Linked DNA regions of Mus musculus: regions 2 and 3 are each linked to region 1. Evidence: chromatin loops called from intact Hi-C (ENCODE). Cell type or tissue: heart. All regions are shown on one strand. Region 1 has its middle 12 kb from the start of Lncbate1. Region 2 holds the start of Gm42043 (a long non-coding RNA gene). Region 3 has its middle 46 kb from the start of Gm42043.

Region 1 (8,000 bases):
TAGCCTCAAAGGCAGTCCTCAACCCTGCAGAAGGTCTAGAAGACGCTCGCACTCTCAAGAATTTTTGCATCCTGGAAACTCTGAGCAAAGTTTCTTTTCAGAGGAAGGCCCAAAGAAGGAAGCAAAATAAATAAACAAGGACTGGATGCTTCAATTATTTTAAGTGTCCTCCCCCACCCCCTCCCCCGCCCCAACACCATTCCCGAATCTTGCTGGAATGAAGACCATGGGGAGCTATCATGGGGGCCTCTTGGTTTCCCTCTCTACTCAGATGTCTGACGGCCGTGTGCTCCCACTTCCAGGGCTGCATCGTTCTGGGCACAGGTGGCTACATTGGTAGCCATGTTGTGACTTTGGCCAAACCTGTACTTGTGTGCCTGGCGTGTTGTCTGGGACTCTGTGGTTTAGCTTCAGAACGGTAGCCAGAGCATGTTCCCTAGGGACTGTCTCCGAGTTTCATGTGATATAGTTGTTTGTCTGGGTTTTACAGAGAACCAGAGGTCTTGACCCTGGAGCACACTAGAGTACAGCCTTGTTAACAAAGTGTCCAGAGGGGGAGGAGGGGACTTTAAGGGAAAATGTGAAGAGTCTGCAGATGCAGACTCTTCATCAATGGAGGCCCCAAACACACGCCCCGGGTGTGGCTTTTCAAACCAGCAAAATCAACTCCAGATATCTGAGGGAGAGCAAACACAGAGTACAAATGTGTCAAGAGGAAGAGAGCAGGGAAGAAAAAAAAAACTGCTAATATGATCAAATGCAAGGAGAATACAACAAGCTGCAGCCCGTCAGAGATCTCAGGAGACATAGCTCGGAAAGCACAAAAGTCCTTCGGCGGAGGTAATGAGGCGCATCTAATTATATTTAAGAAAGAAACATCGAGAACGACCCTAAAAGCCTCCCCCAACTTTTTCCCTAAAAAAGAATCAATGGAGCCCAAATGCTAAGCAGACAGTGACAGGGCGACTTCAGAGCAAGCGAGGAGTTCTAGACAGCATCATGGGGACATGAGGTTGTCACTTTCCCAGAACTGAGAAAAATATTGTGGGCACACACACACACACACACACACACACACACACACACACACACTTCTCTGTCTATTGTGTTTTAAACAACAACAACACCTCAAAAAAAGTCCCAGGAAGAAGCAACGGGGAGAGGAAAGAGGGCAGAAGAAAGAAAAAGGAGAGAGAAGAAGTACGGGGCAGGCCCCGCCATGAGAAATCAAGGCAGTCCAAATGACATTTGACACCGCCAGGCCACAGCTGAAGAACAAGGGAAAAGTTTTAGGGCGACTGTCATTGACCCATAGTCCTTCACTCCTAACCTTTCCCTCCAACATATGTTTCTCATTTCCTTGCTTATAGCTGGTCCAAGCTAATGATATGTGTTTTGGCCAGGGTCCCGAGCTCGGCATACAGCCGGTCTTGTTCTCATTGTCCGGGCTACTTACAGAAACCTCTTTCTCTGTGTCTTTCTCTCTCTCTCTTGCTCCAAAAAAAAAAGTAAGAAAGAAAGAAAGAAAGAGAAAAAGGGAAAAAGGAAAGAAAAAAAAAACCGCCTTAGAGAGCAGTAAATATGCAAAGCAGCCCCGAGCTCTATACAGCTACCATCTTGAACATGGCCCTTGCCACCCTAACACACCCCATCAATAAAGGCCTGAAGAGAGGACCCACGGGTGAGGGGTAAGTTCAATACAAAAGCAGTGGAAATTCAAACAAATTGGCCCATTAGAGTCTCACACAGCTATAAATACAGCACACACGGGCTATTTTGAGGGACGGTGGCATGGGAAAGTTCGGCCTGGAGTCTTGAGTCTGTCAAAGGAGACGGATCTCTTCCAAGACATGGGAAGAGGATGGACCCAGTGCTCGTTCAAGGAGGGTAGGGAGGAGGAGGGCAGGGAGAAGGAAGACTGCGAACCAGCCCTCACAGACAAAAAGTAAGGAGGTAAGGCTTATTCTGCACAGCAGGACAGCAGGACTCAAAAACCTATGTTCAAACCTTGGGCCAGTGTCTGTCACTCAGAGAATCCCTGATCTCTGAAAAACCCGGACATGCCCTTTTGCTCCTTAGGGGTCAATGGACCAGTTCACTCTTCCTGAAGGACCCAGCAGGCAGAGGAGGAGGGGTGGGAACCAGTGAGTCCTAGGCAGCCTGAGTCTGAAGGAGGTTCTGACTGACCATAAGGGGACTATGGAGGAGTCCCCTTATTCTGGCCATCAGACCCTGAGGACCAGCATCCAGTGTGGATATATTTGTACGAGATGTGGGGTGCTATAATCTGAATTTGAGGAAACTGGAGCCCATAAAGGAGAGTTAGTAAAATGTACAAGCAGACAATTCGTATGCAAATGTCAAGAGCTGTTTAACATGTCCCTTGGGGCCTGTCAACAGCCGGCACTGAACTGCCAGCAGTTAGGAATGAGTAAACACGGAACACACATCTACTTAGGCATCAGGTACCTGCCTAGCCGAGCTGCTTCTTCACAGCCCTGCTGTCTGTGAAACTCCCAGTTCCTCTGCCTTCAGACCGGATACCCAGAGCAACCGCAGGTTTACTCGGTCACAGTTTGAGCGCTTACTGCCTACCAAGCACTGTCTGAGACATAAAGGCCACACAGACACAGAACTGGAATCGCAACTGGCCTGTCCCTGACCCTACAATACCCTGGTTGGATTCTGTTCTATGTTGTAGCTTGCTAGAGTCTTTCCTTTAAAAGTCCTATTTTGGTGCATATATAAATGTGTGTGTGTGTGTGTGTGTGTGTGTGTGTGTGTGTGTGTGTTTCAATACATAAAAATGACAGTGTAAAAATATAACATCCTCTATTTTAGAGGCTCTTTATAACTTGCCGAAGTCAAGAGAGAGTTCCCAGATTATCAAGAAAATGGCTTTAGCAGATTAAATTTTAATGAGTCTGGGAAAAGGCTTCGCTGTATTCTGGGTTGGAGTCCTTGCTGTGTATGTGAAGTAGAGTGGAGTCCTTTGCAGATGTTGGATCTGAATTCTCCATGTTGTGTATGAAACCTCAGATCCTCTTCCGTGCGGGGCCCATAAGGGCACTTATCCCAGGACAGCATAAAGGGGAAGAGTCTGCCCAGATTCCCATGACAACTCCCTTTTCCTGAAAGTCTCTGACAGACACTTCCTGGGGAGACAGGAAGTGCGGACAGGAAGACAACTGAGGTCGTCTCTTCCCATGTCCGGCTCGTCCCACCTCCTAGATTCATCTGGTAGCTGACAACTTCGGGCTGTGCTTCTGTGTTTTCGCTGGTCCCGTCCCCAGCTGTTCTGGAGAACGTTGGGAGGCAACCAGTGTCGCTTTTGTCCCCTTTTTCCCAGAAGCCACGGGGATCTCAAACATACCTCAGTAATAAACTGCGTAGGAGAAACTCATGAGGGGAAGAGACGTCAAAAAAAAAAAAAAAAAAATGTGATATAACTGACTCCAAAGTAAAAATAAATGATAGGCTGACTTCATGTTTGTAGTTAACATTATGACGTTAACAGTTATTCAGTAAGTGTTGCAGGATCCTGAGTGTGTGCCAAGCACTCTGCTAGGGTTGGCCATAGAGTATTGCACAATATAGATATAGTCCCTGCTTTCTAAAGCCGACAGTGTCAAAGGATGCCATCAGGGGAGAGACTCACCTCACCGGAGTAACCTCGAAGCAAACACGTACATACCAGTTGTCAAATGCAGTGAAGAGAAAAAAAAAAACCAGTTTAAGAGATGGCACTGACAGGGCCTGACTGAAATCTCAGTGAGGAAGGGAGTCTCCCAGCTCCTAGTGAATCCCAGCTCCACTCAGGGACCTGAAGGGAGACTAGAGTGTGGCTCTCTGCTCCACGCTCACGCACTTGAATGCCCTACCAAAATATTTCACTTTGAAACCTGAAGAGTCGTGGGGGGGGGGGGGGGCTGGAGAGACTGCTCATCGGTTAAGAGTCACCGACTGCTCTCCCAGAGGACCTGAGTTCAATTCCCAGCCACCACATGGTGGCTCACAACCATCTGTAATGGGATCCGACGCCCTCTTCTGGTGTGTCTGAAGACAGCTATAGTGTATTCATAAATAAAATAAATAAATTTTTAAGAAAAAAAGTTAATTTACAAAAACCTGGTTAAAAAAAAAAAGGAAGAAACGTGAAGTGTCAGCAGGCATAACCTTCAGATCTCTATGTTCATAATCGCCTCAAAGCCAACACAGGAAGGCACGATTTGCTTATGTTTATTATACACAATGCTCCCAGTTCAGGGCTTGAATATAGGAAGAGTCCCAGAGCACAGCATTTGCCTCCTGAGGACTATTTTGACTAATCTAAGATTCCCACATCTGCATCCCCAATGCCCAGCAAAATTCACAGGGTTATTACACTATCACGGTGTCATGTGCTAAATGCTTAGACTATATTAGAGAAACCGATGTCTCTTCTTGGCATGTCTTCTCCGGACCCTGCTTTGGCTTCATTCATGGGCATCTTGCCATTTTCAACACCATAGTTTCATTGAGCCTTCTTGGGGACAGGGTCCAGTGTGTAGAACGGGGACAGCAGCTCTGAAAATAATTATAAAATAAATAAGTAAAGTGGGAAGCAGCAAGGAGGGGACAGAGAGCTTTCGGGGGAGTGTTTCCAAATAACAAAAGGGGAGGCTGACTAGCTAACTAACTAGCTAAGTAGAGGTTACAAACACCCTAGAAGTGTAAGGAGGAAGTGGAAACAGGAGACGTTCAGTCGTGGTCATGGATGCCTGTAATCCAGTGCTAGGGAGGCAGAGGCAGGAGGGTCACAAATTTAGGGTCAGCCTGGGCTACATGGGAAAAAAAAAAACAACCTTGTTTTTTAGGGGCTGGAGTTGTTAAGGAATGACTCTGTTGTTAAGGGCACTGGATGCTCTTACAGAGGCCCCTGATTTGCTTCCCAGCATCCTCATGGCAGCCCACAACCATCTGTTACTCCAGAGGATCCAACACCCTCTTCTGGTCTCTCTGGGCAATCCATGAACATGGTGCACAGTCATACATACAGGCTAAATACCCATACACATAAAAATAAGTAAAATAATAAATAATTTTAAACCACATTTTTTAAAAAGAGTGAGAGGGAGAATGAGGTGGCTGCTCGGAAAGGCTGTGCCGTGTATGTCACTGAATGTGCTGCAGATGGAGAGATGTGACCGCATCCTGTCATTCTTAGCATAAGTGTTGGAGACACCCCCAAAGTCAAAGAGGTCGAGGCAAAGAAAGTCTGTAGAGCGGGCGCTCAGTTAGACACTGGACACTTCAGAAGGGGTGAAGTGAGATCCGAATGTGGCAAACGGAAGCGCAGAGGTTTCTGGTGTGAATGAAAACAGTGGAACTCCGGGGGAAGCTCTGTCAGCTGGGGCTCAGGATGTAGCTCAGGTGGGAGCATGCTTGTCTGGCAGTGTGAAGCCCTGGCTTCGGTCTGAAACACCACACAGACTGGGTGTGGTGGTGCACACCTTCCATCCCAGCACGAGGAGGCTGACAGACTTCTGTCTATTCTACATAGTGTGTTCCAGGCCAGCCTGTGCTACATAGAGAAACTCTGCCATAAACAAGACTTTTTTTTTTTAATGGTATGTGTGTTATGTGTGAATGAGCATGTATGTCCCAGAGCCCAGAGACAAAGGATCCCTGGGAACTGGAGTGATAGGTGGTTAGATACTACCTCATATGAGCCCTGAAGACCAATCAGGTCCTTGGCAAGTACAGGAAAGGCTTTTGACCACTGAGCCATCCCTCAATCCCCGAAGCAAGACTTAATAGGAACAATTTGGGGGGGGGGGATGTTTAAACAAATGTTTATTTCATTAAAGACAAGCGGTGGGAAGTGTAGTCTCTTGTTAGAGTTGGGTGGATCTCCACATTTTAAAACCATTCACATTAGACTGGAGATCAATGGAGAGAAATGTCTGAAAAAGTTTGAAGAAGAAAAGGGGTCGGGGTGGGGGGTAAGGGGTGGCTTTTTTTCAGCAAAAAGCCCAAAGCAAGAGCCATTGTCCTTAGTCAGGAGCACTGGAAGAATTTTCCTCAGAACAGACATGGTTTAAAGTCGCCGCTCCTTGGTCAGACCCCTGTTCCCCAGGATGGTGACAAGTTCCATAATTGTTCTGACTTTGTTGGTTTTGTTGGGGGATTTTTTTTTTCCTCTCCACAAACCTGTTCATGAAAGTCCCATAAAATGGCCTTACCCAGCCCTCTCTGTCTCCAGAAATATGATACACGGTGGCTCGAGAGAGAGAAAGAAAAGAAAATTATTTTTGCCTTTACTTCACAGGCGCTTGGCACAAGTTGAGCCCTGAAATGGTTAAAATATCGGCACATTTCACTGGTCTTGAGTTACTCATAAACATTGGGTCGAGCAATTTCACTCAGTCGCACATATTAACTTCTTAAGTTCTTCTCTCTGAGGATGTGGACTGTTATTTTATGCCAGAAGTCCCATAATTAAGTTTGACATAAGCGCATGGATTAAATATGTGGTTGGGGGGAGGGGGGCGCCGAGTGGAAGGGGTTCTTTTTTTTTTCCCCCAGTCCTCTTTTTGTGCCATATGGAAACTGTAACCAAATAACGTGCAAAAATTTTTAAGACAATTTCCAGTCTTATTACTCAAGTGTTGTTTCCCAGGTAAGTCTCGATGTGAATCTACTTACAAAGCCCATTTCTTTTACCTTCTCAAATTTAACCTTTAAAGCAACAGCAGGGTTTTAAAGTAGGAGGCACACCTTTAGTCTCAGTACCGGAGGCTGAGGCAGGTGGATCTCTGTGAGCTCATGGCTAACCTGGTCTACATGGGGAGAGCCTGACAGCAAAAGAAAATGAGAATTAGCCACATAACAGCCCTGAGAGCTGGTATTATACTCTGTAAAGGGCAGAGGAAGAGATATGGCATTTGGAGGTCTGCCAAAGATAAGGGACTGGAGGTTCACGATAGAACCAATGTAGTTAACTGATCTCATTCAGGAATGGCTTAGATGCTAGAGTCTTGGCGGCGAGGGAGTTGGACATTGTGTTGTCTTTGCCTGTGCAGCGTGGTGGTCCCTTGCGTTCTGATGTCACTGAGATAGCATGAAAACCTTCTCTCTCCAAAGGTTCCAGGGTGACTCTGAGTCCTCAGTGCATGCCATCATCATAATTTTACTTTCAGTTTCTAGCCACGTTAGTGAAGGTTTCTGGTGATTTGAGAGAGGAATGCTGGTGTCCCTCCCTCCCTCCCTAAAACCAGCTGAAAATGGCCTTCTCTACTCTTGCAAAGAGAAAGCACCCTCCTTGACTTTGCCCTATCTGAGGAACATTCTAGAAGTTAACACCGAAAAAGAAGTCAGGCACTACACAATCCAAGTCGATTCAGTCCAATGCCCTTTTCAATCTGGATCCCTGCTACTCTTGGTTAGTTTTCGTTTTACTGAGCTTTGTCCTGACCAAAACAAAACAAAACAAAAACAAAAAACAAAAAACAAAAAAACTTGTTAAACTCATGGAGAGGGGTGACCCAGGTCCCCACCAGTCTTATGACCAACATACTCCACCATCATTCTCAACAAACAAACAAACAAACAAACAAACAAACAAGAACCTTCCAAATAGGACAGAGGAGATGGCTCAGCCAGTAAAGTGCTTGCCATGCAAACTTGATGAGCTGAGTTCCAACCTCAACAAACACGTAAAAGAGCCAGGCCTGGTGCTGTGCACTTGGGATCCCAGCACTGAGGCAGTAGAGAAGACAAGTGGTTTCCTGGGGCCTGCTAGCCAGTCAACCTTGCCTTTGTGTTGAGTTTTAGGTCCCAGGAAGAAATGCTATCTCAAATACATCATGGTAGATGATAGCTTGGTAGAGGTTGAGCAATACCCTGGGCAATCACATACACACACGTACACATGTAACTCCCCCACACTGGCACCTGCACACAGATGAACACATACACATAGGCATGTACACAATGCATATACACACATCCGCACAGCT
Region 2 (8,000 bases), 100 kb after region 1:
AATATAAATGGGTTCCCCCAGCAAGGCATGGTAAGAATTTAGGGCATGTTCAAATTCAAAGGACACATCTGAAAACTTGATCTGACAGGAGTGGTGGAGTGGGCCTTTAATCCCATCACTCTGGATGCGGAAGCAGGTGGATCTCTGTGAGTTCCAGGCCAGCCTGGGAGAGGCCAAGGCTATGTAGAGAGACCTTGTCTCAAAAAAAAAAAAAAAAAAAAAAAAAAAAACAAATAAAGAAGAAAAAAAGTTGTTTTATCCAGACAGCTCTCACCTTGGCTGTGATGTGTGGGCTCACATTCCTGGAAGTAAGGCCTCTCTCTGTATGTCTGGTGAAATTCTCTTTTAGGCCATTCCAGTGCGTATTAATTTTGGATCAGAACAGTACATCTTGTTTTCTCTCCTTGTGGGAATTTGGCCAAGGCCCATGAGAAATAGGCCCATCAGCTGTGTCTGTCTTCTGGGCTGGAGAGGGTTCCTGAGTGTAACCTGGATGGTGCCAGACAAACAGGGAGGCCTCAGTAGTCCTAAAAGAGCAGCAGGGTGTATCTACCAAGTAGATACAAGAAGAGACTGCTCCCCCACCGGAGACACAAGACCTCTTCCCTTGCCTTTTCTCTCCCCATTTGATTTCTCCAACCATCTCTGGCGCATTTGGAGCAGGACGCACTGTACTTCAAGATGAATTGGGGCATCCAGTGTGTCTGTTGTTAGACTTAGGAGGTGACCAGAAAGTGGGCTTTAGTTGCATCAGGGGAATGGGGGTGGGGGTGGGGCAAGATGTTTGTAGATGCCATTTCTCTACCCTCACCCCGTTAGCTCCTCTCACGAGTGAGGAGTGATGAACTAACACGCACGCATGTACTTTTAGCCCCTTGGGGGTTAAAAGATAGATATTTGATCCCTTCCTCTGGTAACAACATATGTCACTCTGACACAACTCCTAGGCCTGAGTTATTTTTGCAGCATTATGTAATTGGATTGCCTAGTCAGAAGTGCTTCCTTAACAAGCCTTTCAGCAGCCCTCCATGTGGGCCAGGCCAGCCAGTCCTGCCCAGTGGCATACACCCACACTTGGGAAACCTTCAGTCAGAGCCAACCAGCTAATCACAGTGAAGGGAGGCCAGTGTGTGGTGGTCTAACGCTGGAGAACCTTGCAGAAGGGCGGCTAAGACCTAGTTGGAATCTATGAGGCAGGAGCTGGCAGCTTGCACAACACACATACACATACACACACACACACATACACACACACACACCCTTTTCTCCCCTAGGGTCTGCAAAGCCCACACTCTCATGCGCCCAAGAAGCCTGCCTGTCATTTGAGTGTTCCTGTCACCTAATTCTCAGCTTACTGGATTTTCTAATATTTTTTTCATGAGTGGTTGGTTGGTCATCTGATTGTCCTTTCCTGTTCGTCTTGATGACGTGTAGAAGTAAGGGTCTTGTCCCAGCTTCAAGTAGACTAAGACAATTTGCAAAGGCAAAACAAGAAGGCCCTGTAGAAGCTTTTGCTCCTGAGGTGGGAGCAGCTCAGGCTAGCCCGTCTGGGGCATTGCATCAGGGTTGTACCCTTGCAGACATCCTGGCTGAGTTGCCATTGCTGCATTTCCTTATGGCTTCTGTCACAGAGAGCATCTTCCTTGCCGGCCTGTGACTGTCTCCTATCCTCGAATGTCAGCCCTGGAACCATGGGAAACTAATGCTTGTTTTGTCTTTCTGCCTTAAATGGCACTGCTAGCTTTCCTCTTCCACCGACGACGGGCACCTTGCTTGTCTTGCTTTGACAAGAGGCAGCTGGTGTAAAGCCCCACAGAAGTGGGTTTCCAGTACAAGCTGAGCAACTTTAAAGCTGTGTGGCCTTTGAGTAACAGCCTCTCTGAGTGCAATCATCCTCTTGAATAGAAAATGGAACTCAGAGCATTTTCCAATTGCAAATGAATACAATTACAGGTACAGGGGATGGAAGGGAACTTCACATAGTAGGTACTCAGCAAACGCAGCAGACTGGAGGAATAGAGAAAATAGACACTTGCTTGGCTCCTAAGGTTAAACTTCCAAATTTCAGCATCATTGGGTTGGAAGGGAGGAAGAGATGCCCCTGGTCCTAGGATCTCTGGGATAGATTCTCCATGGCTATTTAATAAGTTTCCCCCACCTAAAAACTGCCCCACCTGGCACTCCCTTGCAGGCCCTGTCTTCCTGTAGACCCCTGTTTCTTTCACCTGTGCTAGGGTTCACCGCCTGCCCGGAAACAGAAAAGAAAAGGGCTAGGCACGGTCTCACCCAAAGGTGAGTCCTGCTGTGAATCTCGGGCCTCCTGGTAGGAGCCCAAAGGGCAGGGGACAGATACCAAGAACAAAATGAGGTAGGCGCAGACAGCTACCGGCAAATAACTGCGGAGGCCGGGAAAAGAGGTTCCCTGGAGCTGGGGGGCAGGGAAGAGCCGGCACCTCGGTTCTGGTCGCTGAAGTAAACAAACACCCGGAGCCTATCGCATTGACCGCACCTGGAGGGGCCACGGATGGTGTGGTCCACGGCCTGTGGCAGCGTGCGCCGCTATCCTAGTTGGCAGGAAGCCCTTCCCTGAAGACTGTAAGTCTAACCTTTAGCATTCAAGTGTCGGGGGCTAAAGTGTCTTTATGAGCGGTTCTTCCTGCAGCAGCGTTCCCAGACTTCGGGAGGAGGGTCGGCGCAAATCCACCGCTTTCTTTTCTTTCTCATTTCCCCCCTCCCAGACAAAACGCGCGAGGGAGGGAGATGCACGCAAGACACTGGCACCCCTGAAGTTGGCCTTCAGCTAAACCAAACACCCACTCCCACCTCCTTTGGTTAGGAGGGTCTGCGGTGCGCCCCAGTAGGTCCTCCATTCTCCGCTCGGCCCTGAGGTCGCGAAGGCTACAGAACCCGGCTTCTTCCCAAACACCTAGGCTGGGAGGGGAAGCCTGGGACTTGGGACTCTCCAGTGTTCTTCTGCAGCTGGCGTTCAGGGACCTCTTCCTGGGCAGCCCCACCTCTGTTCCCAGAGGGGCGGGGGTGGGACGTTGGTGGCCTAGCAGTGTCTGGGAAGCTCGACAGGCTGCAAAGGCGGAGGAAAAAAAAAAAAAAATCTACAGAACAGGCAGCCCCAGCTAGGGAATCGCAGCCATGGGGAGGAAGGGCTGGGCCTGAACGTTGTCCGGGCCAGGGGGTGTGCCTGCGGCCGCGCCCTCTGCTTTCCAGCTGGGCAGCTGGGGCCCGGGCTGGGCGTAATGGTTTTTTTAGGTTCCCGCAGAAGAACGGTGACAGGCTGGCTCCGCCGGGGCTAGCCTATTTCCCCTCCCAGCCGAGGGGCCCCAGGAACGTGCCAGGCGCGCACCTGCAAGAGGCACTTGGGTTTCTTGGCTGCGGCTATTCACTGGCCTAAGCGGTTCAATTGGTGTCTTCAGGAGCCAGAGCCTCCTGGCTTCCTCTCGGCATCCCAAGCCAGAGGGAAGAAAAGGGCCCCGAAATATCAGGCGTGCTAGATACTAGGGATGCGCGCACTAGCTCGGAGAACCGGAATCTGCATCTTGGGGAAATGTCGGGATTCTTGGAGGTTATGGTTTGGGAGAGCAGAATGGAGGGATTTAGGGAGGTGACTGGTCTTTACAAAGTCCAGCCCCCAGGTGGGGGGAATAGTAAGGCAGATACAAAAATCGGTGCGTCCTATTCTGGCCACGAGAAACTGACGTCGAATGTCACTACTACCCACTGAGCTCTACAATCTAACTGGCAAGCGGCTGTGGTTTTAAGGGCGCGCCCGAAGCACACAGGGGGTCAGTTCCCTGCCCTATGCCGAGCCTGAAGGCCGCCCAAAGGAGAATGTGGCTAGCTGGAGTCAAATCCCTGGTGCTCTAAGCCTGTTGCGCCCTGGACCTCTCCAGGGACCTCGCGGGGTGCCTTGCCTCTGCCCATTTTCCCCATCCAAAGGCGGGCCCCAGATTTCGTGCCTTACGCACGCTCCAAGATCAGATTCACCTTTCTCTCTAGTCTTAAGAAGGAGAAACAAACGAATCGGATTTATTTTTCTTTAGAAAGCATATCTGTTCAATGTCCTTTGTTGCTTAAATTGTCCTTAGAAAAATTTTTTCCAACTTCATTTGAGAAAACAAAAAGTTGATGTGTTCCCCAAACCTTGTTTTACTTTAATCCACCCCCTTAGACGTGTAGTCGGTTACCTCGGAGGTTTTCTGAGGCGAAAAACAGTGAAATGGAATGGCAGGGAGGACGAAGACTGGAAATCTCTCATTTTAAATCCCATTACTGGCTTTGAGAAGTACAAAAAAAAAAAAAAAAAATCAGGAAGAGCTAGTTCGTCCCCCACTGATTTCCTTCACTTCAAAGATTTCCCTCGCCCCTTAAATCAGAAATATTATGGCACTAGGTATTTCTCAAGGAAAAATGCATACTTTTTTCTGAACATATATATGATATAGGTTCCTTTTTTACATTTCTCAGCAAAAGAAAAAAGTGTGTGTGTGTGCGAGGCATTCAATTCCCTCATCATTAAACAAACCATGCCTGCAAGAAATGCAAGCATGGGGGGGATTGCTCAGCCACCTACCCCTCCATTAGCACATGCCTGCCTGTCAACAATGCACGTGCCACTGTGGGCATTCTCTCCCCAGGCCAGCCCTGGTGGAGCACGCTCACAGCTCTGCTCCTTAGACTCCCACACCACCACACCCCCGCCCGCTCTTCTCAGGGCTTCCTTTTCTTTAGGCTGTAGCCGGCAGGCATCATTCCCCAAGTTATGTGCTCCTGAGACTCCCTAAAGCGCACGTTGTCCAACCAAGGGTGTCTGTCCTGTAGTTGTTCACTTTGTTGAGTTGTGATGAGGTTAGTTCTGTCTCCTCCTCGCGCCCGCCTTCGGCTTTTGATGCGGTGCAGACTTCTGGTACCGGGTCACCAACAGGGAAGCCAGTGTGTGGTGGTGGTGCATAACCCAGCGAGAGCCACAGACTCTTGCTGTTCCTGCACCCCCAGATTGGACTTCAGATTTCCGATGCAAAGGATGGAACTGGGGAATCCAACGCTACCCCTGGTGTCGACTAATTAACCTGCATTTTTCACAATACCCTAGGTACTGAAAATAAAGGCAGGTTTTATCGCTAGGAACTCTTGTTTCAAGGACCCGGCACTCTAAATTTGGGACTAATTCTTTAAAGGTTTTTACTTGAGAGAGAGAGAGAGAGAGAGAGAGAGAATATTCTTGGACTGGGGATGACACCCAAGAGTAGGTTGTGGTGTCTTTTGAATTGGGATGTTAAAGGGGGGGGGGGTTGTTCCCTCCTCCTTGCTCCAGGGCTGAAACCTCTTTTAAATTCCAGCGGCCAATTTAGTTTGATTTCCGAGGTCTGGAGACTCTGGCAAGGTTAGGGGCAGACTGGAAAAGGCAGACCTCAGCTGCCTTTGGATCAGCTGTGCTGCCTTTGGCCCTGAAAGCACAGGTTGGATCAGGGTGATTTGCCTTCACCTCCAAGGGAAACCCAGGGGAAGAGCATGGGAGATCGTCTTGTTTTAAACTTCCATTATCTCCTCACCTCTGTATCTTCCATTTGTCTTCTCTCCTCCAGGGATTGGGGTCTTTCTGTCAGTCTGAGCCAGGTCTTTTACACACACACACACACACACACACACACACACACACACACACACACACCAAAGTATTTATTATTATTATTATTATTATTATTATTATTATTATTATTATTATTATTATTGTAACTTTCCAAAAGAACTATGCTATTTCAGTTTCTTAACTGGCCAGCGCCCTGGGGTAGGATTTGGGAAGCTCATTTTTGGCTAACGTCCGCTCTATGGACACTTCCCCAGAATTCACAAGACCTGCATGCTAAGACTCCACATGCTACCCATATGCCAACACAGAAGACTTTGACATTTTGCTCTTTTCTAATGAAATGACTTAGAAACAAATCTGAAATTGGCTTTTGGTCATCTTTCAAGCTTAAAAAATATTTTTTGATGAAAAGTGTTCTGGGGGCTGTGTGAGATGGGAGGGAAAAAATTGACCAAAAATGTAGGCACAAAGCAAGAAGCTGCCTGTAACAGACAGACTCCATCCACAGCGTCCACCCACTCAGGACTGTAGGAGTGTATGTATGACTTGAGTGTGAGGCAGAGAGGGCTATATTCAAACTTCTTCCTGCTAGGGGCATCCCAGTCTTCTGCAAAGGAGAAGGAAGTTTTGACCCACATTGGCTTCTATATTCGCTGCCACACTGAGGATAAACTTTCAGAATTGGTACTTAGAACTCCAGTAGACAGGGAGTAGGGGCAGAGCTACTGAAAGAGAAACTTGGGATACTCAGAATATCCCACAATCCTAGGAGTGAAAAGGATCTGTCGGTTTGTCTGGGGGGTGGGGGGTGGGGTCAAGAGGTGGACTGGGACCAGGAAGGGGGGGGGTGGATGGAATGCCTCGTGCTTGCGCCTAGTCGCTGTTCTCTCCTGTTTCTAGCTCCCCCCACCCCCTTCCCCATCTTCTGCCATTTCCAGAGGCAGGAGAAAGGTGATCTCGGACTTGACCCCTAAATCACAGCTGCCGGTGGCTGCACCTCGCTCAGGGATGAGCACAGCCCCTTCCCTGGGCTCTGGCAGCTTAACCCTTTCCTTCCCGCTAGCTCAGAGGCCCCGTGTCGGTTGGCAGAGACTCGACTGCTGAAATGCTGCTAGCAGTCAGCCTTCCCAGCTTTGCACCTTGAATCCGGTGCCAAGACCACAACAAGGTAGTCTCACAAAAGGGTGAGATTAAGGGATGCAGGATCCCCGGTACAAGCACTGCCAGGGAGCCCAAGGAGGAGCGGAGTTAGCGGAGTGAGGAGGGATGTTTGGATCGTGTTAACTACTCAGACAGATGCACTTCGGCATGTCTGTATTTATGGAATCCATATGTTGTCGTGGCAAATGAAAAGACGGCGACACGTACATACAATAGACTTAGAATAACAATACACATTTAAAAAGAGACCGAACATTCTTCACCCTTCAACCCTTCTCTTACATCTTGAGCTAGAGATCTTCAGAGACTCATCCTTTCGACCTCCCCTGACTCCACACTGAGTCTCAACCCCCCTCCTTTTTACTGTGTCCCCAGTCACCCCGTTGAGGGGATTCCTAGGGCCCAAAGCTTGGCTCTTTCTAAGAGAAATATACTAGCACCCCATCTCTTTCCTCCTGACATTGGCCCATTGCATATTTACCCCTTGGACCAAATAATAGCTGCAGTTCCATATTCTGAAAACTGTGGAGGAACAGATTCATACACAAATTCAGCATCTCCATCTACTTCATTAAAACAACACTGCTATGTTATATTTCCAAAGAAATGGCTTCAAACAGACCCGGAAACATAAATCCCCCAGTGAGAAAAAGCCCCCTAATAGCTCTGTACAGTACCTGCATTTGTGCACACCTTGTCTATTTGTGTGCACAGATATTCACACATAGATGACAAGGCTTGTGAAGTCATTCAAATGTATATTTATGTACCGTTTTATGCATATACCTTTGTTATCTATAGTCATTCATTTCAGAGAGAGGCAGAAAAATAGCAATGCAGTACTTAGCCTACATGCCACTTTCCCTCCCCACAGTAAAAATGCCTTAAAAAACAGGTTGGTCTAAAATTTTCTGCCTTCTTTCCTGCTAAATAAAGGATTTAGATTCTGGATTTTAGGCAGCCCCCATTTTGTATATAAAATAATCCATATAGATGCTGGATTATCATCTAAGCATTATTGAATCACACAAGATGGGTACTTCTCCATAGAATGAATTCTCTAAGTAAAATTAGCATAAGTATTTACAAGACTAAGCTGACATTTTCCTATAATTGCAACATGAAATAGATTTATATCCAGAATTTTTTTTTCCTAAATAGGGAGACTTCTTCACACCTTTTTTTTTTAAACATAAGAAAGAGGCTACAAGTTCACTTCTTGTGCTATTTACATTTT
Region 3 (8,000 bases), 51 kb after region 1:
CAAGGATGGTGAGCTGTCTCTCTACTCACATATATATGTTTTCCCTTGACAGCCAGAATCATAGATTGTTTTTACTGCTGCTGTTGCTGCTGCTGCTACTGCTGCTAAATTTTAACAAGTGCTGCTGTGGTGTGTGTGTGTGTGTGTGTGTGTGTGTGTGTGTGTGTATGTATATATGTATGTATGTATTGTGTGGCATGTGTATACATGCAGGTGTATTTTTATGTGTGTGTGGTATGTGTATGTGCATGTGTGTGTGGTATGTGTGCATTGTGTATATGTGTGGTATGTGTGTATGTGTGTGTGGTATTTGTGTAGTATGTTTATATGTGTGTGTGGTGTGTGTCTGTATGTATGTGTGTGCTGTGTATGTTTGTGTATGTGTATGTGGTATATATGTATATGTGTGTGGTATGTGTCTGTATGTGTGTGTATATATGTATGGTGTATGTGTATATATGTGTGTGTTTGTGTGTATATGTGTGTGGTATATATGTATGTGTGTGTATGTAGTATGTATCTGTATGTGAGGTGTCTATGTTTGGGTATGTGTGTGTATGTATGTGTGTGTATGCATATATGTGTGTATATGTATTGTGTATATATGTATATATATGTGTGTGTGTGTGTATATATGTATATGTGTATGTATGTGTGTATGTGTACATATGTATTTGTGTATGTATGTGTGTATGTGTATGTATGTATGTATGCTAATGTTCATGTTCAGAAGCCACAGGGAATGTCAGGTGTCCTCCTCTATCACTCTCCACTCTTGAACTTGAGACAGGTCCTTACTGAACCTGGAGTTTGCTGATTTTCAACTAAGTTGGCAGTGGCAAGTCCCAGTGATCCTCCTGTCTCCATTCTCCTGTGTTGGCGTTGCAGGTATGCATGCGGTCGTGCCTTGCTTTTTACATAGGTGTTGGGGATTCAAACTCAGACCCCTGTGTTGAGGCAGCAAGCCCTCTCACCCACTGAGCCATCCCCCTAGCCGGCTTTACAGGATTGACTACCTCCCATTTGTCCCAGATCTCCTTTCCCTCACCCTCTGCGTTGCCTTTTGTCACAAGAGGCTGGCCTCTCTGTCCAGTGGTCTCCAGTTGGATTTGGCCAATTGAGGCACAAGCAGGAAGAAGAAATTAGGTCACGGGTGGATCTCTCAGTACAAGGTCAGGGCTCCTGCCCAACAGCCTCTTTGCCCCATCCACTCTGTCCACAGCATCTGGCCGTAGCATGTCCTCAGCTTAGTTTTCACACACTTGGGTGAGAACATGACCCAGAGAACTGCACTCTCTCTGTGGTCCCTGGGTGATCTTTGCTCAAAGCACACAAGTCTGTGTACACCACACTGGCTGACACAGTTCTCATTACAGCCCTATAAAGTAAGTGGTACTACGTTACCAAAGATGCTCAAGGTCTCCCCATCCAAGTGCCAGGGTCACATCTACTGGAGTCTGACAGTCACGTTTGTGACCACTGCATGCTACTATATGAACCCTGAGCTTTGTGACAAATTAGGTTACAAGGGTGGAGCCCTCATGAATGGGATTAGTGCCCTTATTTAAAACAAAAAAAAAAAAAAAACAAAACAAAACAAACAAACAAAGTAGAGAACAGTTTGGTCCTTCTGCCACAGGAAAATACAATAAGAAGGCAATGTAGATCTCTCAGTTCAAGGTCAACCTGTGCTACATAGTGAGTTCTAGGCTAATCAGGGATATATAGTGAGATCCTATCTTGAAGAGGTGGGGAGGGTAGGGGGAAGGAAGGAGAGGAGGAGGATAAGATGGCCTAGGAAGGCATTGCCTATGGAAAAGGTAGGATGCCCTCACCAGATACCAAATCTACCAAAGCTCAAGCAGAATAAACATTCAATTAAAAAATTCCAGGGCAGCGAGGTGGCCCAGTGGGTGTGGTGGTTTGAATAAGAATGGCCCCATAGGCTCATAGATTTGATTGCTTAGTCACCAGGGAGTGGTGCTACCTGAAAGGATTAGAAGGTGTGGCCTTGTGACAACAGTTGTGCTCTGAAGTGTCAAGAGCTCAAGCCTGATTCTCTGTCTCTCTCTTCCCGCTGCCCGTGGATCCATTTGTAGAACTCTCAGCTACTTCAGCCTGCCATGACAATAATGGCCTAAACCTCTATAATAATTGCGTTGATCATGGTGTCTCTTCACAGAACACTGGCTAGGAGAGTTGGTAAAGATATTTGTCCCCCACAAGCCTGATGACCTAAGTTTTGCTCCCTGAACCCACATAGTACAAGAAGAGAGCCAACCTCTAAAAGTTTTCCCCTAACCTCCAAACATATTCTGTGGTGCACACTCATGGATGTACCCCAAATAATGTTGTAATTTTCAAATAATGTTAGAAGAAATTACTTGTGTGTACATACATATACACAAAGAGAAGTGTGGGAGAGGAAGGTGGGGGGAGGGCAAGCCAGAACTGACAAAGCCAGTTGACCTCTCTGTGGCCCATGCTGTGCCTTTGACCTTCAGCCTGCACACAAACACACAAACATGTGCTGAGAGAGAGAGAGAATTCTTCTCTGGTTAAGTTATAAAAGGTTCCATGTGAACATCCACACCTGTCAGTTAGATTATGATTTTTGAGTTTGTTATTTTATTATGCTAATCCATTCCAAGCAACAGTAACAAAAAAATAACACAAACTGTGCTTGCCTAGAAAGCATATGACCCTAGATTCAGTCCCAAGCCTTGCAAATATCAACCAAACACACAAACAGACTAGGTAACCGATCAGCAGGGAATTTTCTCAAAACCCCTGGAATCAGAAATTTGAACATCAAAGAACCAACCAATCTGGTGTCCTCCCTACACTTCCCCCACCTCTTCCTGTCTCCTCCATGGAGGCCATAGAGGCCATGGCCACAGTGAACAAGCTCCCTGAGACCTTGTTCATAAGAAAAGTCCTTCCCTCATCTCCCAAGCAGTGCTGAGACTTCATGATCTCACTACCTCCCCAAGGCTCCAGACTGGAGGTTAAGTTTCGATACCCGAGTCTGGGGAGAAAATAACCCTTCCACAGAACTCAGTACTACATTTAAAATGGAAAACGTGCCTAGGGTTGGGGCCTTAAAACAATCACTTATTTTGCCTGTCATTCTGTGGCCGGGTGATTGGGACTGGGCTCAGCCGGAAGGTTCCTCTGCAGACAGTGTGTCTTGCGTGAAGCTACGGGTCCCTGACTGTGTCACAATGCGTCTACCAGCTGATAGGGGCAGACACAGGCCAGGTGTCTCTGGTACCTAGCAAGCTAGCATAGACTTCTTCGTGGTGGCTAGACTCCAAAGTCAGTGAAAGAGAATAAGTCCTCCTGAGGTTCCAGCACTTTTCAAGCCTTAGCTTTTGTGAGGTTTCTCTCATGCCAAAACTGACCCACTTCTTGATGAAAAGAACTGCAGAAGACTTCCACATTTCCTTATTTTTTTTTCTTTTAATACTACTCCATAGTACACACTTTTTTCAGGAAGGATTTCTATCCCACCCCCACCCCCCAACTTCACATTCTCTATCTTTATAAACCTAGAGGAGCCACCTCTGGTTTTTTGGTGGGGTGGGGGTAGAGACTGTCATTTTAATAGTTCTGTGAACATCCGACTGAAAATAATTTTTAAAATGTAGCATGAGGAAGTGGATTTTTTTTTTAAACTGGACTTCAGCAGAGTTTTTAAAAGAATCTTTCTTTTCTCGAGTTGCCTCTCCCTTGTTATAAATTACAACCCCACCCAGCGGCTCGCCACAGTCAGCCGGTCTCTCTCCTTCCCACCCTTCCAAGGCACTGCCGGCTTGGCAGCCCATCTCGGCTCACACTGGGGAAGAGACCAGAAGGCCGCTTCCTGCTCTCCCTGCCCCCTCCCTCCTTCCTCCACCCCTGGGACTCACCCTTTGCTCTGCATGGATCTGGTGGCCATCCAAGGAGCAGGAGTTAGGAAAACCTATGTGGCATAGGGTTGCTGTCTGTAAAGCCCCACAGGTGGGCCACAGCACGTGGTGGCTCAGAGACCTAGCCAGAAAAATCTAAATATAAGAACATTTATTGTAAAGACAATGTGTGTGTGAAATCACATTTAAAGGCGCTTGGGATGCTGGCACAGTTCAGCACATGAACTCATTTCACAAGTACTTATGGAATATTTACTATGTTCCAGGTCCCTTATAGCTTAGTGGGAGAGACAGACACAGGAAATAAATTTCGATTAATGAATGTCAGTTAATTATTCAAGTGGGTTGTCTTGTGAGGCTATTTGGTGGTCACTGTGCCTAGCGTGGGTGGTTGAGACTTTTCACCTCAATGTGGGCTAGCCCAGTGCTGCCCCATTGAAATAGAGTATGGATATATATATATATATATTTTTTTCCAGAATATTACAAAAGTAAAATCAAACAGGTAAAAATCATCTTAATGGTTCATTTCATTCCACTCAACATGTCCAAGATACTGCCATTTCACTGTGCAATTAATATAAAATTATTAATGAGATGACTTACATCCTTTTTATTGTACCATCTTTGAAACCCAGCTTGTACTTTACACTCGCAGCCCGTCTCCATTTTAATGCCAAGTTTTCAACAGTTAAAGTAAAATGTAGTCCCTATTGAAGCAATTAAGTTGTGTTTAACGGAAACATATTTTATATTGCTTTGGTTTAAAATTTGTAATTGAAATGAAATAAAGTAGAAAAATTCAGTTACTTACCGGCATTACTCATTGATCAAGTACCCCAGCATCCACACGTGGCTGCTGGGTACCAAGCTGGAGATCAGGAATCGGAGAGGAGTAGAGGAAGACGACAAGAACCAGTAGGGATAAAGGCCTGGGACATCATATTGATGCAGAAATACGGGAGTGTCCTGAGATCGAGGACCTAGTGTCCTGGAAACTCACAGGCCACCAAAGGCACCCTGAACTGCGGCCTTTCCGGTTTTCACCTCATGGGTTCAAATAATTAAGTTCACTGGCCACAGAGGGTAAATTTTAGGAAGAAGTTTATTATAAATCCATAGGCAGGAGAGAGAGAGAGAGAGAGAGAGAGAGAGAGAGAGAGAGAGAGAGAGAACCATTGAGGTGCTGTAAGCTTTTTTAAGGGCTTATGCTAGAAACTGGGGTAAAGCACAGACAAGGGGGGAAAGCTGGTCAGTCCAGTTGGCCCAACCACAAGGTGTCCAGTCATGTACGCATTGCGTTGCCTCCAGGCAGGGATGTGGCTTAGCAGATGACAAGCAGGAACAGGGCTCTCTTCTAGCATTTCTGGCCCCCAGGACATTTTCAGAACTGCAGCTTTGGAGTCCCTGCCCTACTATTTCCTGTTCTCATCAGTATAGAGTTTGGAATTCTAAACAGTTGAATATTTTCATGACACAGAAAAGAAGGCTAATGACGGCCAAGCAGCCAGGGATAGCGTGGTAGTCGCTTTTCCCATGGCTGTGATCGATGCCTGCCTGACAATGGGCAACTTAAGGGTGAGAGAGTCTATTTTGGCGTGTGGCAGGAAGGCACGGGTGGCAGAGTTCATGGCAGTGGGAGGCTGTGGGGCAGTGGGAGGCTGTGGGGCAGTGGGAGGCTGTGGGGCAGTGGGAGGCTGTGGGGCAGTGGGAGGCTGTGGGGCAGTGGGAGGCTGTGGCTGCCTGTTCACATGTGGGAGGATCAGGAAGTAGACCTTGGTTGGGACCAGAAGCAGGAGGGAACTATGGCACCCACAACCTCCATTGACCTCCATCCCCCAGCACGTCACCCAGTTCCAGATGGTTGCACAACCTCCCACAGCAGTGCTACAAGCTAGGGACCGAGTCTTCAAAAACATGAACCTGTAAGGAACATTTTATGTCCAAACTGTATCAGACTCGCTAAACAAAAGTCTGGCTTAAAAGCCATTACGTGTCCCAAAGAATTAAAAGCCACATATTCTGTAAATATATACGGAGCATTGGTGTCCACTAAGCACAAAAAGGAATTTTCTAGAATAGTCCCTAATGCAGTGACTGAAACCCATAGCAACACATTCACCCTCTTGGTATCCTAGGATCAGGGCCCTGTGAGAAATCATCTGGCATAAGGAAGTTGCTTTAAGTAAAACAAAGTATAAAGCAGATGAAGTATATGCCTTTAACATATCACTATCAGAAACTAACTCGCTAGGTTTCAGAAAGGTGCTGACCGGCCTTACTATCCTGGGAATCCTTGAACATCTCAATCCAATATCTCAATCCGACCGCTGGATCTGTGCTTCTTTGCCTATGTTGCTGGGCAGTGGTGGTGCACGCCTTTAATCCCAGCACTCGGAAGGCAGAGGCAGGCAGATTTCTGAGTTCCAGGCCAGCCTGGTCTACAGAGTGAGTTCCAGGACAGCCAGGGCTATACAGAGAAACTCTGTCTCAAAAAAACAAAACAAAAGAAAACAAAACAAAAGTTAGGATTGCCTCTGTACTGTTCATCTAAGTCAGATTCCTGAAAACTAGCCGACATGACCATCCCAAGAAACAAAACCCATCTCTAAAGAAAGGAGTGTGGTTGTTGACATAAAACATGTTACCTGACTCAAATCATTTGGGACTCACGGTTGGAGTAGACCCCAAAGTTCATGGCTGAATGAGGATGCTGTCATTTGGAAACACTGGATCTGTTAAGGTGGGGCAAGGAGATCTGTGCGCTGGGCCGAAAGCCACGGGGCAAGGAGATCTGTGAGCTGGGCCGCAAGCCACACATCACCTGCAGGCCACCTCTCTGCCACCTCAGCATCCACTCATGCTTAGCTGCAATAGAAATGTCCTTGACCACATAAAGATTTATGCCACTCAAACAAAAAGAACCCAGAAGGTTATGGATGCTGCATCCTCCATGAACACCGTCTTCTTGAAATTCAGACATAATTCCTTATGTTCCAGTGACCTGTGGTTAAATTAGGTTGTCTAGCACTGACATCCCTAGTATAACAAAGAAAAGCAGACTGCAGATAGCAACACCAACAATAATAAACTCTGCGAAGGAAATAGGAAATGGCGTGTACTGCATCCTAGACAACAGGAGTCACTAAAACTCCTGGCACTGAGTAGAATTCCTGGCACACAAGATAGACCAGGAAATGTCATCTCTGTTGGCTTGTCCTTCACGAACAAATTTGAGAGAGGCGTACTCTCTGGGGACAAGGTCACTTTCCTTTCCCTTCGGTGCCAGTTTGAGGGTGGCCATCTGGGATGGATGATGAAAGGCTGGGTCTTGTAGGGCTAGGCATTTATTTCATGGGTCTAGAAGCCAGCAAGAACAAGACCAAACGAGAGAAGATGCCGGATCTGCCGAGTGCCTGCTTCCTGACTCGGGAATGGCTCTCTCTTCCCTGTGCCTTTCTTTATAGCAGGGTTAATGGAAGCCTCTCGGGCCTCCGATACAACAGTATTTATTCCAGTTGCGAGGGTCGATCCTCATCTAATCACCCCCAGCACCACCATCAGCCCAGGGGTGAGGGCTTGAACCTATGAATTGTATATGCCTAATGTAGAAAGAGGAGCTTGGTGTTGTCCTAAAGGTAGCTCTGAGATGTTAGTTACCTTTCTCAGAGTTTCTTCCACAATGCACATGTCTCAGAAATGTAACAGGCTTACCCTCTCCCCCTACCCCCATCTTTTTGTGTTCCTAGACAACTCTACCGAGCAATAATCAAAACCAGAAATTTTGTTTTGGTCATACGTTTTAAAGCTAGAAACTTGTTTTCCAGCAAAAACTCCTATGCTTTGCCTATCTTCCCAGACTATTAATTTTCAGACCTTAAGGACTCAACCCATAATGTGAAATGAATTTTACTTCGTGATCCAATGTACAATTAATTATGCATGTGCTATGCATAATATAACCAAGTCACAAATCTCATGCTACAGAATTTACCTGCAGCGTATGCAGCTCATGGGGAGATGTTTCGTTCCTTTCTTTTTTAGTAGTTGTCTAATTTATTCTTATATATCATATGTGCTTATATATTA

What was found. Hi-C counts contacts between places; a loop is a spot of excess contacts. Peaks named below come from ENCODE experiments on the same cell type or tissue, not always from the same donor. Only the 100,000 strongest peaks of a DNase experiment are listed, where the experiment ranks them.
Region 2: a loop joins it to region 1, with 5 times the contacts of the local background. A loop is called at or near these places in 5 of 42 quality-filtered maps.
Region 3: a loop joins it to region 1, with 1.9 times the contacts of the local background. A loop is called at or near these places in 2 of 42 quality-filtered maps.

What each region holds. Positions count from the first base shown.
Region 1 is chr8:108,592,737-108,600,736 of GRCm38, forward strand. It overlaps a transcript of Zfhx3 not described here. Among named protein-coding and RNA genes, the nearest start is that of Lncbate1, 12 kb to the left of the region's middle. In heart, no CTCF peak of the experiment used is centred here; DNase peaks (open chromatin) are centred at 435, 1,955 and 3,165; H3K27ac peaks cover 695 bases.
Region 2 is chr8:108,693,019-108,701,018 of GRCm38, forward strand. It overlaps Gm42043 (a long non-coding RNA gene), which reads right to left and starts at 592. Exons shown (of 3, transcript XR_879166.2): 1 at 275-592. It also overlaps a transcript of Zfhx3 not described here. In heart, no CTCF peak of the experiment used is centred here; DNase peaks (open chromatin) are centred at 1,043, 3,223, 3,753 and 4,863; H3K4me3 peaks cover 3,110 bases; H3K27ac peaks cover 836 bases; H3K27me3 peaks cover 5,245 bases.
Region 3 is chr8:108,643,907-108,651,906 of GRCm38, forward strand. It overlaps a transcript of Zfhx3 not described here. Among named protein-coding and RNA genes, the nearest start is that of Gm42043, 46 kb to the right of the region's middle. In heart, no CTCF peak of the experiment used is centred here; a DNase peak (open chromatin) is centred at 3,835.